3 separate regions of the Homo sapiens genome follow, and regions 2 and 3 are each linked to region 1. The links are chromatin loops, found by intact Hi-C in ENCODE. Cell type or tissue: PC-9. All regions are shown on one strand.

The links. A loop is a pair of places that touch in the nucleus more often than their neighbours do. Peaks named below come from ENCODE experiments on the same cell type or tissue, not always from the same donor. Only the 100,000 strongest peaks of a DNase experiment are listed, where the experiment ranks them.
Region 2: a loop joins it to region 1, with 15 times the contacts of the local background. A loop is called at or near these places in 1 of 110 quality-filtered maps.
Region 3: a loop joins it to region 1, with 7 times the contacts of the local background. A loop is called at or near these places in 1 of 110 quality-filtered maps.

What each region holds. Positions count from the first base shown.
Region 1 is chr18:26,479,174-26,483,173 of GRCh38, forward strand. The region is part of intron 2 of KCTD1 (potassium channel tetramerization domain containing 1); the gene reads right to left. Among named protein-coding and RNA genes, the nearest start is that of LINC01543, 58 kb to the left of the region's middle. RefSeq lists an enhancer at 1,334-2,533. In PC-9, no CTCF peak of the experiment used is centred here; DNase peaks (open chromatin) are centred at 1,858 and 3,598; H3K4me3 peaks cover 1,486 bases; H3K27ac peaks cover 4,000 bases.
Region 2 is chr18:26,615,159-26,619,158 of GRCh38, forward strand. It overlaps a transcript of KCTD1 not described here. Among named protein-coding and RNA genes, the nearest start is that of MIR8057, 26 kb to the left of the region's middle. In PC-9, no CTCF peak of the experiment used is centred here; a DNase peak (open chromatin) is centred at 2,213; H3K27ac peaks cover 1,764 bases.
Region 3 is chr18:26,578,609-26,582,608 of GRCh38, forward strand. It overlaps a transcript of KCTD1 not described here. Among named protein-coding and RNA genes, the nearest start is that of MIR8057, 11 kb to the right of the region's middle. In PC-9, no CTCF peak of the experiment used is centred here; a DNase peak (open chromatin) is centred at 1,553; H3K27ac peaks cover 2,382 bases.

The DNA of each region.
Region 1 (4,000 bases):
CCCCACGAATAACCTAGAGGCCGCCTGGGCGTCCGGGTGGGAGAGACAGTGGGGAGAAGTGGACTCTTCAGGCGGCCTCCACCAAGACCAGAGGAGACGAAAAGCTGAGGAAGGCCTGAATTCCACCCAGCACAAGAGGAAACCTAGCCAGGGAATTTTTCTTATGAGGGGGTCCAGTCAAAGGGCAGCAAGAAAGGCCCAGGCCCTGTCTCGGGGGCCCCCTTGCCTGGTGAAACCGCAGACCCCCCGCCAGGCCGTGGGAACGCTGGCGGCCAGCTCGGCCAGACCCGATGGAAGGGGCTGAAAAACGCGCGCTGCCAGGGCAGAAAAGGCTGCGTGGGCTCCGTGGAAGCAGAGCAGGCAAGGGGTGTGGAGAGAAAGAGGAAAGGGCTGGAAGGGAAGGGTGCTTGGGCCGCGGAGGCACAGGCCTGGCGGAGGTGAAAGCCTCTCAGAGAAGAAAACGTTCCCCATTGGAAGCAACAAACGCTGGGAGTAATAAAAAGAAACGCAGGGCTGCTGATTTCTGCCAACTTTAAAAGGAGGAACGTTGGAGTTGTGAAAACACAGTGGAGGGGGCACGTGGTGCCAAGGGTCGTAAAATGGCGTCCCTGGGTGGTTTTTGAGATTGGCAGGACTGTGCTGTGGAAAAGTATTGTTTGGCTAAGCAAATAATGGGGAAAATCGGCACAGGCTGTATTTCTTGTGGACATGTGAATGGAGTTACAAATCAAACTGCAGTGATTTGTAAACTCTGATGCCTGAAAACTATGTGGAACTCATTACAGTTTACTAACCTTGGAGAACATTCCTGTTTTCCAACTAGCCAAGACCAAGCTGGCTCCAGACGATGTATGGCTGGTTTTGGAATTTTTTTTTTTTTTTTTTTTTCACTCATTGAATCAAGTGGCAATGCTGAGAACGACTTTCTTCCACCAATTTCTTTTTGTTTTTTAAGGATGATCATTACTATTTTAACTATTTTTTTTACTTTTTAAAACATTTTATTTTGAACAATTTCAAACTTATGCCAAAGCAGAGAAAATAATAGAATGAACCCCCATATGACCATCAACCAGCTTCAAAAGCTGTCAATTCCTGGTTAATTTTGTTTCAACTCTACCTCTATGCCTCATTCTCCTTTCCACTGGTTATTCTGAGGTAAATCTCAAACACTGTATTATTTTACTGTACATATTTCATTAACTAATAAGATTGGAAAGTTCACTCAAAATATGTTCACTAAAAAAAAGTTCATTAAAAATGACAGATACTGAATTCCACTCAATATTAGCTTTTTAATATTAGCACTCTGAGGCTTGGGCATGGTGGCTCATGCCTGTAATCCCAGCACTTTGGGAGGCTGAGGTGGGCAGATCCCAAGGTCAGGAGTTCAAGACGAGCCTGACCAACATGGTGAAACCCTGTCTCTACTAAAAATACAAAAATTAGCCGGGCGTGGTGGCACGCACCTGTAATCCCAGCAACTCGGGAGGTTGAGGCAGAGAACTGCCTGAACCCGGGAGATGGAGGTTGTAGTGAGCCAAGATCATGTCACTGCACTCCAGCCTGGGCAACAGAGCGAGACTTTGTCTTAAAAAAAAAAAATTAGCACTCTGTTGATTACTCTTGTTTATAGAGCAAATAATGCAAGACCTAATCTCTGAGGAAACCAAGCCCATTTGGTGGGAAGTGAGTCTGGTTCTCTCCACTCTCCCTGGCATCGTGTGCTGTCCACACTGTGCATTAAAGAATGGTCTTAAGTCAAAGAGAGTATGGGGCTAGGATCCTACATTTGGCTTAGCGTGAATCATTCATTAAGAATTTTTTCTTGTGTATTCATTCATTTTATGGACCTGATATCTCTAATTTCCTGTGACTCAGGTTCTTAAGAATTTCTTTGTTTCTTGTGTAATCATTCAGTTACTCATTCACTCTTTCCACCAGTATTAGTGGGGGCTCACTATGCCAGATACAGGGGATGCAGTAGTAAATAAGCCACAGTCCTTGCTTTTGTGGAATTTAAGTCGTCGGGGCTGGGAGTGTGGGTCAAGTGCAGTGTGATCAAGTGTGTCACTGGGTGTGCACAGTGGGCTCAGGAGGTGCACCTGGCTCACCTAACTCAATCTGGGGTTGGCAGGGAAGAAAGAGAAAGCTCATTGGAGACCTGAAGGAGAAGAAGTTGGCCAGGTACAGGGGCAGGAGGTAAGGTTAGGTAAGCAGGGAGAAGGGTGCGGAAGATACAAAGGCTTGTAGCCAAACCCTGCCATGTGATTACTCTCTATTGGGGTGTAGTCAGGCTGGCTGAAAAATGAGGCTGAAGCAGCAGAAGCCAGATCGTAAAAAGCCATGTGAGCCGGGTCAAGGAGTTTAGATTTGGTCTCAAGGGCAATAGCGACTGGTGTCAGGCTATGTTGTCAGGGACAGTAAGTAAAAGAGCACATTTAGGAGTGAGACAGTCAAGGTGCCACATCTGAAATCACGCCTTCTCACAGACACAGCTTCTGGCTTATCCAAATCCTGTCTGTTTTGCCTTGCTTTGACTACATCATTTGCATAATGCAGTGGTTCTTAACCCTGGCTACACAGTGGCATCACCTGGGCAACTCTGAAAAAATAATGATGCTGGGCCCCCATCCCCAGCTATTCTGATGTAATTGGTTGGGAATGAAGCCCAGGCATCTGTATTTTTTTTAAAAAAAACTCTCCAAGTCTCAACTGAGTTGAGAACCAGTGTAAAGGAGGTTGAGCAGAGAGACCAACGAGGAGGCAAGTCAACATCAATTGAGACCCTGTCATTCTGAAGTGTCAGAGCATACTTTCTTAAACTGTGAAGGATCTCCAGGACAACCAAGTTCAGCCTCTCATTTACAAATGGAGACACCGAGTCACAAATATGTAACACTCAAGGATGCATGGCTGGGTAGACACAGAGGTGGCTCCAGACCCCACCATGCTGCCCCTGTGGTGATTGGCACAATGGTCAACTTCAAGCTTACGGGGGACAATGGCTCTAATGCCAGTTACTACTCATTGAATAGCATTATGTGCCAAAGAGTGAGCTGGCTGCTTTAAGGGTTTATATCTCATTTAATCTTTAAAATGAGGTCAAGGAAATCATTGGTAGACTGAGAAGATACCCTACACTGAACTGAACCAAACCAAACTGAAACACCCCAAGACTCCTGAGGTTCCTTTCAAACTGCTGGTACAATCATAAAGAGGCCTAAGGAGGGATGGGAAAGAGGATTCTCAGGGCAATGGAAACCTCTGGGAAGAGTAGTACACATGAGGTTTCATCTCCACTTACCTTGCAGCTCTTGTTCTATTATGTGCTGTGTCCCTACACTTAATCCTGAAAACTCTTACGGGATTTGTCACTTTACAGCTAAGGAAGTTTAGCTTGAAGAGGCTGCCAATTCTGCCGAAGCTGTCTTCTGGCTCTAGGCTCTGTACCCCCCACCCTTCCCATGCTGCACTGTCTAGGGCACCCCATGCCACCTCATGAACCAAGGCATGTAACTCGACACCAGGCCTGGCTTTACCGAGAGGCCAGCAGGTTAATCCTTTCAACTCTCCCCTGTGGTCCATGCATGGTAATTACAGAGGGAGGGCTCATCTGCATTGCTGCAGGATGGACCAACCCAGAGAGGGTGGAGACATCCTGCTCAGGGGTGAGGCTGGGGAAAGAAGTGCAAAGACAGATGGACCACAGGATGAGGATGGCGAGAAAAGGGAAGGGCCCGGGTGGTTGGGCCCTTTTATCCATTTGGCTCTCCTTTGCCAAGAAATGCCTCTTTTTCTCTATGTCTAGGCTTCCAAGCCATGGGACATATGGTTTGGACTTTAGGAAAAGATTTCATTTAGTTTCTGGTCCAGAATTATTTTGCTGGCTAAGAGATTCAGAGGCTACTTACAAATGACATCTTTAGCATTTGGAGATATTTAATTATAAAAGTGATACCTGCTTATGTTGTCAACTGGAAAAGTATAGACGGTGAAG
Region 2 (4,000 bases), 140 kb after region 1:
TTTGTAAATAACTGCCCCCCATCCCTTCCCACCCCATCCAACTCAGCCCAGTCCTGAGGCTCAGCAGACTGAATGACTGGTTCTGTGGCTCCCAGCTGCTCAGTGGCTGAACCAAACCTGTGAGTCAGGTGAGAACTTTTTCTACTCCTCTCATTTATGGAGCAAGGGTGGGTTATGTCAAAGCTACTGGAGAAAAACAGCATCAATGAGGATATTTTGCTAGTCTGTCAGATTTACTCAGGGTTTTAGGGGAGGAGTCCGTGGATAGAGAAGGGGATGGGAGACTTAAATAATATAAGAAACAAGTAGTACTGAGCATTTTGATGTGCAAATGAAGATCTCTTATGAGAAGAGTGCAAAATCAACTTGGGTCTTAAAGCTGGAACAGGAAATATCAAAGAAATATCTGTTTTGGGTGGTCTCCTCCAGCCTCAGTATCCTGTCCCCTTACAGTACTGGTCCCCTGAGAAATTTGAGATACAGCATTCTACCCCGTTCTGATTAGAATGTGATCACTTATCTACCTATTTTCAAATGGGCATGTTTTTATTGGTTGGAGACAAAAGGCATTTCCAAGGAAAGGACGTGGACTGTAAAGAAACATCTCAGCACTAGCTATAGGAATTGGGATCACTAGTGCTTTTTTTTTGAGACAGAGTTTTGCTGTTGTTGCCCAGGCTGGAGTTCAATGGCACTGTCTCAGCTCACTGCAACCTCTGCCTCCTAGGTTCAAGTGATTCTCCTGCCTCAGCCTCCCAAGTAGCTGGGATTACAGGTGTCCGCCACCACGCCCTGCTAATTTTTGTATTTTTAGTAGAGATGGGGTTTCACCATGTTGGCCAGGCTGGTCTTGAACTCCTGATCTCAGGTGATCCGCCTGCCTCACCCTCCCAAAGTGCTGGGATTACAGGCGTGAGCCACTGCACCAGGCCCACTAGTGCTTTTAATTGTCATGGCAGACAATAATTTTTTTTAAGTGTTTCTTTTTTTTTTTTTTTCTTCTCTTTTTATTGTTGGACCTCAGGTGATGAGTTGGAATTAACCATACTCTACAGTACATGGCTCATCATCATGGGTCTGTGATTGATTGATTGATAGATTGATCAAATGCTTTAATCCCCATCCTCTCCCCTAAATTTACCAACCACAGGTGGCCTTCCTCATGGTTTTTAAGGTTTATTCCCTTGTTTTATATGTTCCTACCAGATGTGGATTGTTGTTTTATATGCCTATTTCTTTTTTACTCTGTACAACTCCCTCGAGGCCCATCTAAGACACATGTTTACAGCTAATCCCTTACATACATATATATATATATATACACACACACATATATGTATACATACATACATACACACACACACTCATATATACATAAAGAGACAGAGTCTCACTCTGTCACCCAGGCTGGAGTGCAGTGGCACAATCATAGGTCACTGTAACCTCCAACTCCTGGGCTCAAGTGATCCTTGGGCTTCAGCCTCTTGAGTGGCTGGGACTACAGACATGTGCCACTATGCCTGGCTAATTAAAAAAAAAAAAATTTGTAGAGACCAGGTCTGGTTACTCAGGCTGGTCTCAAATTCCGGGGCTCAAGTGATCCTCCTGCCTTGGCCTCCAGAGTGCTGGGATTACAAGCATGAGCCATGGCATCCAGCCTAATCCATTACTTGTAATGCAATCTAGACTTACTTTGCTAATCCACTCTCCTGGTGATGGACAGAGACCTTGCCTTTTGGGAGGCTATTTCAAAGAGAACAAGATGCTCAATCTCCATCAATAGTTTTACATATAAATTCAATTGTTTTGTATTTCAGTAATGTGGAAAACAAGCAAACCTTGCCATTATTATTATTGACCAAATAAACACAGAACTTTGCCCAGACTGTTAAGTGTACTCTGCCTGACCTTGATTTGGTGGAGTAAGGAAGAGAAAGGGGTGGGAATTGCTGGGTATGTCTTGCTCTGCTCACTTAACACCTATGAACCTGTGAGTAGTGGACTCATGCATTTTAAACAAATTGGCCATCCCAAAATAACCTTTCCAGGTCATTTCTCCAGGCTAAGTCCATTCAAAAACACTGCTCAAAAAACAGAGTATGTCTTGAATACTATTACATTCAGGGTCAAGGAACAGGCATTACAGTAATCCACAGAGCTAGTTATGTCAGCCAAGAGGAATGTATGCTGTCAACTGCCGTACAAAGATGTGTATCATAGCTGACGCTCCTCAACATATCTCTCTCCCATGCCGTGTTTGAGGAGCAAAGGCTCTTAATAGACAGGATGACTAACAATTTGGCTTTTGAAATATGATATGGGAAAATCAGGATAAACAAGAGTCTTTCCATCAATTGGGTACTATTATTGAGCTGAAAATATGAGAAGCTAGAGGGAATAATGTTTTATAAATGATGACATGTATTTTAAGTAGCCAACAATATTGTTTTAATGCATGTAATTTTTCAAATTATGCCACAGCCTCCTATGTGGTAGAGAATGGTTTTGGCATGTATAATGCGGTGTCCAAATCTCCCATATGTTGGTTATAATTGAACCAAAAGTTGGATAGAGAAATAAAAGAGTGTGGGTAGAAGAGATAACTTAGTTAAATGTATTTGTTTTTATCCCCAAAACCACAGCTGTGAGCTTGGCATTAAGCAATCAGAGGAAGAAGGAAGGAAGGAAGGAAGGGAGGGAGGGAGGGAGGGAGGGAGGGAGGGAAGGAGGGCAGGCAAGGTAAGGGAGGGAGAGGGAAACAAAAAGAAGGAAAAAAAAAAAAGGAAGACAGAAAGTCCATGTGAACTTTGAAGCTATAACAGTACATCACAGCACAAATAATTAGTTCTTTGTTGACTGGTTCCGCCTATGCCCAGTTACGAAGGCAGTGTTAATGAGGAAAAAATGCTGAACTTGGGTAAATAAGAAGACCTAGGTTTAAAAAAAAACAAAAAAGACTCTGGCACTCAAAGCCATGTGACCTTAAGCAAGTCTTTTTATCTTTCTAAATCTTATTTTTCTCATCTGCTAAATAGGCAAGACAATTATCTTACAAGTGGTTATGCAGACTCAGTGGGAATGCCCTTAGAAATTGTCAAGTGTTGTTCAAGTGTGAGGGTTCAAAAGAAAATTTACCTCCAAGAAGTTAATTGAATGGATTAGGAGATGAATCAGCATATTTAGTGTTGTCAGTACTCCTGTAGGATAAATTATGGTTTCAGAGAACCCTGCCAAGTGGACTAGAGCCTTTGCTTCAGGAACTAGGTGCATTCCACCTACCACCTACCTACTCTGTCCTCAGAGAACCGCAAATCAAGGACTCAAGAAAACACATTCTCAGAATAAACGATGCCTCTCTCTTCATCTTTCTCAGACACCCAGATCCTGTGATAAGGATAAAGGTGAACGAGGAAGGACCTTAAGGCAAGACTGTTTCAAGATTGACTCTGTGGGCCAATTTAATTTACAGTTCTGTACACGACTCGATGTGCTGCAAATCCAATTAGTTTCAACCATTTTCCAAATCAGGGTTGTTATTATTTAGAATTAAAGTAGTTGCATTTCTACTGATACTTGAAAAATTCAACTGTTTTCCAACTATTTTCAACTATTTTCCAAATCAGGGTTGTTATTATCTAGAATTAAAGTAGCTGTGTTTCTACCGATATTTGGAAAACTATGCGTAGATGAACTGCATTTATGGTTGGATGTTTCCTTTCACAAACTGCAGAAATCATCTGTCCCAGTGTTTCTGTAAGAATAAGTAGTTGGCATTTTACAGTCCTCCAGGGAAAGCCAATGTCCATTTCTCTTTGCCTATAGAGTGAGGCTCTGCCTTCCCTGGAGTCTTCGGCCTTCTCTGGAGTCTTGGATAATTATTGTCTATTTGGCAGAATTAGCATGATTGGTACTATCCTAAGTGTCTAATTTTGAGTACTAGAAAAAAAAGTTTAGCTTAGATATATGTTGTGTATAGATGCCTTTGTTGCTTAAAAACTTT
Region 3 (4,000 bases), 99 kb after region 1:
TCCATTGCAGACTCTGGGCTCTAACCCATGGGAATAGTATGGTTTTACACATTTCTTCCCTAGGTGACTGTATGAAGGAGCCCTTGACATGCCTGAGAAACTCCCTTTTAATCATAATTACATATGACTTCTCTTCCCTTCCTCTATGCCAATATTAAATGCACCAGGGAAACTGATTTCAATTACAGTGGATGCCTTACCCCTTCCAGTTGATCAAATTACACATCCACACTTCCGTGGAGGTTATCCAGTGTAATTCTTAGTACTGGGGAGCATGAACAGGGTACCAATTACTTAAGAAGTGCTCATTAGGAATTAGAAAGCAAACATAATTACCACATGCCAATTGCATAGGAAATAGGAGGGCTTCTCAACAAAGCCAGGCTTATTTTATGTATCCCATATAGTTCCTACAGGATGTGTTTTTACCTGTTTTGTTTTTTTTTTCAGTCCGCCAAATACTGGATGCATATACAAGATGAAGACTTAACAAGTAGGAAATGTACAGACTGCAAACTCCTTATTTGTCTCACTCCACTATACCTCCAGCACCTAGCTGGGCACACAGTCAGTGCTCTAAACATATTTATTGGATCTTTTTAATACCTCCAGTAGAAAATAAGTTAATTTTATACAGTGTGAGCTTTTTCTCACCCTCACACACACACACACACACAAAGCATCCAAAGTTTTGAATGTCCAGTTAGTGTCCAATTAGTGTTGGACACACTTGGCAATCAAAACATATTTGGTGATTGGTTAATTGCTTTATTTTATGCATGACCTTAGGAACTAATTAAATTACATAACAATTTTGCAGATGACCCCAGAGAAAACGAAAATTGTAAATTTTTTCAATAATTGTCATCTGGTGAGTTCCACCTGATTTAGATAAAGTTAGGGTTTTCTGTACTGTTTCCCCTAAGAGGAGGCTTAATTTGCTTCTTATAATTTAGCTGTGTTCTCTTAAAATATAAGTGTAACATAGAAATAGTTTGGGGAACAAGTCAGATTTTCCATAAATTACATGCAAAACACAAAAGTTATTTCCCATCATCAAATTTTCATATTTTTATTTCATGTTAGCATGCAGAAATATTTAATAATGACGAAATAGTCTATAAATGGCCAAGCCACAGCCTGGGAACAATAAGTGGCATTTAAAAAGCTTGTTTTTGACTCCAGCTGGAAGGGGAAAACTGAAGCCATTTCTTCAGCTGGGCACCCTCTCTTGGTGCTTAGGTCTCCCACACATTGGAAGGAGCCCCGTTTATCCTTTGAGTCACAAAGGAAGTATAGGATGATGAAACTTTGAGCTACCCCCATTTTTGCCTCATCTCTATCTACTTAGCAGTGTGGAGAAGTTGGCCAATGGTAACATAGCCCTTGTGGATTCTCTCAGAAGCAGGTAAGTTCCATTTTTAGTAAGGCTTTCCATGTTTCTGAGAGTTCAGGCTCCACCTGCCCAAAGCCAAGTGGGTGACTTAGAGAGGTGATTCATTGAGTCAACAAACAACTATTGAGCACCCACCCTGTGCCAAGCCCCATTCCAGGCTCTTGGTTTAGGCAGTGAATAAGGCAAAGTTCCTGCTTGCTTCTGGCCGGGGAGACAAACAAGAATCACGCGAATGCATAATATGATGTCAGGTGTCCTGAGTGCAGTGACAACAAGGACAGTAGGGTCAGGGGATACTGAGTAATAGGTGGACTGTGCAGTGGGCGCGGTTTGCATCTAGTAAGGGAACTTAGGATACCCAGGGTGATATAGGAGCTCAGTGTGGTTCCCTGGTGAACCTAGCACCTTTATCATTCAGTCAGATCTAAATTCTGATAAGGACAGGGCACACTCTGTTCACCAACATAGCTAGGCAAGCAGCAGCTGAGAGCACACTCTCAGCCTGCGTTGGTGTGGAGCCCAAGGATGTGATTTATTATTACTATTGTTATCACCTCTGTCAGCCTTGGCAATGAAGTTCCCATTGTTTCTAAATATGATTCTCAAAGAAGCCACAGAAACTCACATACCAGAGGACACTGGGGAGGGAGTGTGGCAAAATGGCTTAGAGCTGGGGTCAGCGTACCATGGCCTGCAGCTAATCCGGCCCCCTATCTATTTTTGTAGGGCCCATGGGCTAAGGATGTATTATATTTTACATTTTTTAATGGGTGGCCAAAAATGCATAAATAAACAGATAAATCAGTAGTATACTTTGTGACGAGAAAATGTTATAAAATTCAAATTTTAGTGTTCATACATAAAGTTTTACTGGAACACAGCCATGCTCATTTTGAACATGTTGTCTTGGCTGCGTTTGTGCTGAAATAGCAGAGTTAATAGTGGTGATGAGATTGTATGGCCCACACAGCCTAAACTATTTATGATTTGGTCCATAAGACAAAGTCTGTTGACCCTGGCTAATAGTATGGCTTGTATTCAGTAAAGAACTGGGTATAACATTTTGGTATGTGTTGGAAAAAGAATACTATACAAATATGAAAAAGAATTAGATTTCCATATGGGTGATGTCTATGATATGTTAAGTAAAACAAACAAAAACAATTTGAGTATAATACATCTGACTTCTCTAAATATTCCACTAGGATATCAGCTCCATAAGTGCAGACCTGTGTCTGTTTTGTACATGTTTTTGTTTTTAGAGATGGGGTCTCATTCTGTTTCCCAGGCTATAGTGCAGTGGTATGATCATGGCTCACTATAGCCTCAACCTTCCAGGCTCAAGCAATCCTCCCACCTCAGCCTCCATAGTATTACTAGGAAACTGGGACTATAGGCACACACCATCATGCCTGGCTAATTTTTAAATCTTTTAGATAGATGAGATGGCACTATGTTGCCCAGGCTCATCTCAAACTTCTGGACTCAAGAGATCCTCCCGCCTCAGCCTCCCAAAGTGCTAGGATTACAGGCATGAGCCACCATGCCTGGCCTTTGTTCACCGTTATATCCCCAGTACCTAGAACATTGTGTCCCCTGGTATACTCTCAATAAATATTTGTTGAGCTGGGCACAGTGGTACATACCTGTAGTCCCAGCTACTGGGGAAGCTGAGGCAGGAGGATTTCTTGGGTGCAGGAGTTCAAGGCCAGCAAGACCTCATCTCTAGATAAATAAATACATACATATTTGTTGAATGAATGAATGAATATAACACAACACCTAGGGAGCTATATAAAATATATATGAAATTTGGTTTCATAAAAATTTAAAAGATAAAAATATATATTTTTTACATGGCCAAAACCATCATAAGTAAACTTAGCCATGATAAACTTCAAGAAATCACCAAGGGCCTATTACTTAATGAACTCCTACAAATCAATAAGATCAACAACCCAATAGGAAAGTATGCAAATAGGGCTGGGCATGCTGCCTCATGCCTGTAATCCCAGCACTTTGGAACGCTGAGGTGGGTAAGTCGCGTGAGCTCAAGAGCTCGAGACCAGCCTGGGTAACATGGTGAAACCCTGTCTCTACCAAAAAAAAAAAAAAAAAATTAGCGGGGCATATTGGTGCGTGCCTGTGGTCTCAGCTTCTCTGAGGCTGAGGTGAGAGGATCACTTGAGCCTGGGAGGTGGAGGTTACAGGTGAGCCAAGACCGTGCCACTGCACTCCAACCTAGGTGACAGAGTGACACCCCGTCTAAAAAAAAAAAAAAAGTCAGCAAATAATAACAGGCAATTTATAGAAAGTAACTGCAAATGGCTCCTTAAGCCTATTTAAACATGACCAAGTTCACTCATAAGAGAAAAGCAAATTAAACTAAATGAGTTATTGTTTTTCCACCTCTCAGCTAACAAGAACACATTGTACTAGTGGAATTGTAAATTAGCAGAACTTTGTAGGGAGTACAGTTTGACAATATGTAACCACAATTTAAAGTGCATATACCCTTTGATCTAATGATTCTAATTTCAGAAAGTTATCCTATAGAAATATTCACGTTCGAAATGACACAATTGCATGGTTATTTATTGAGAC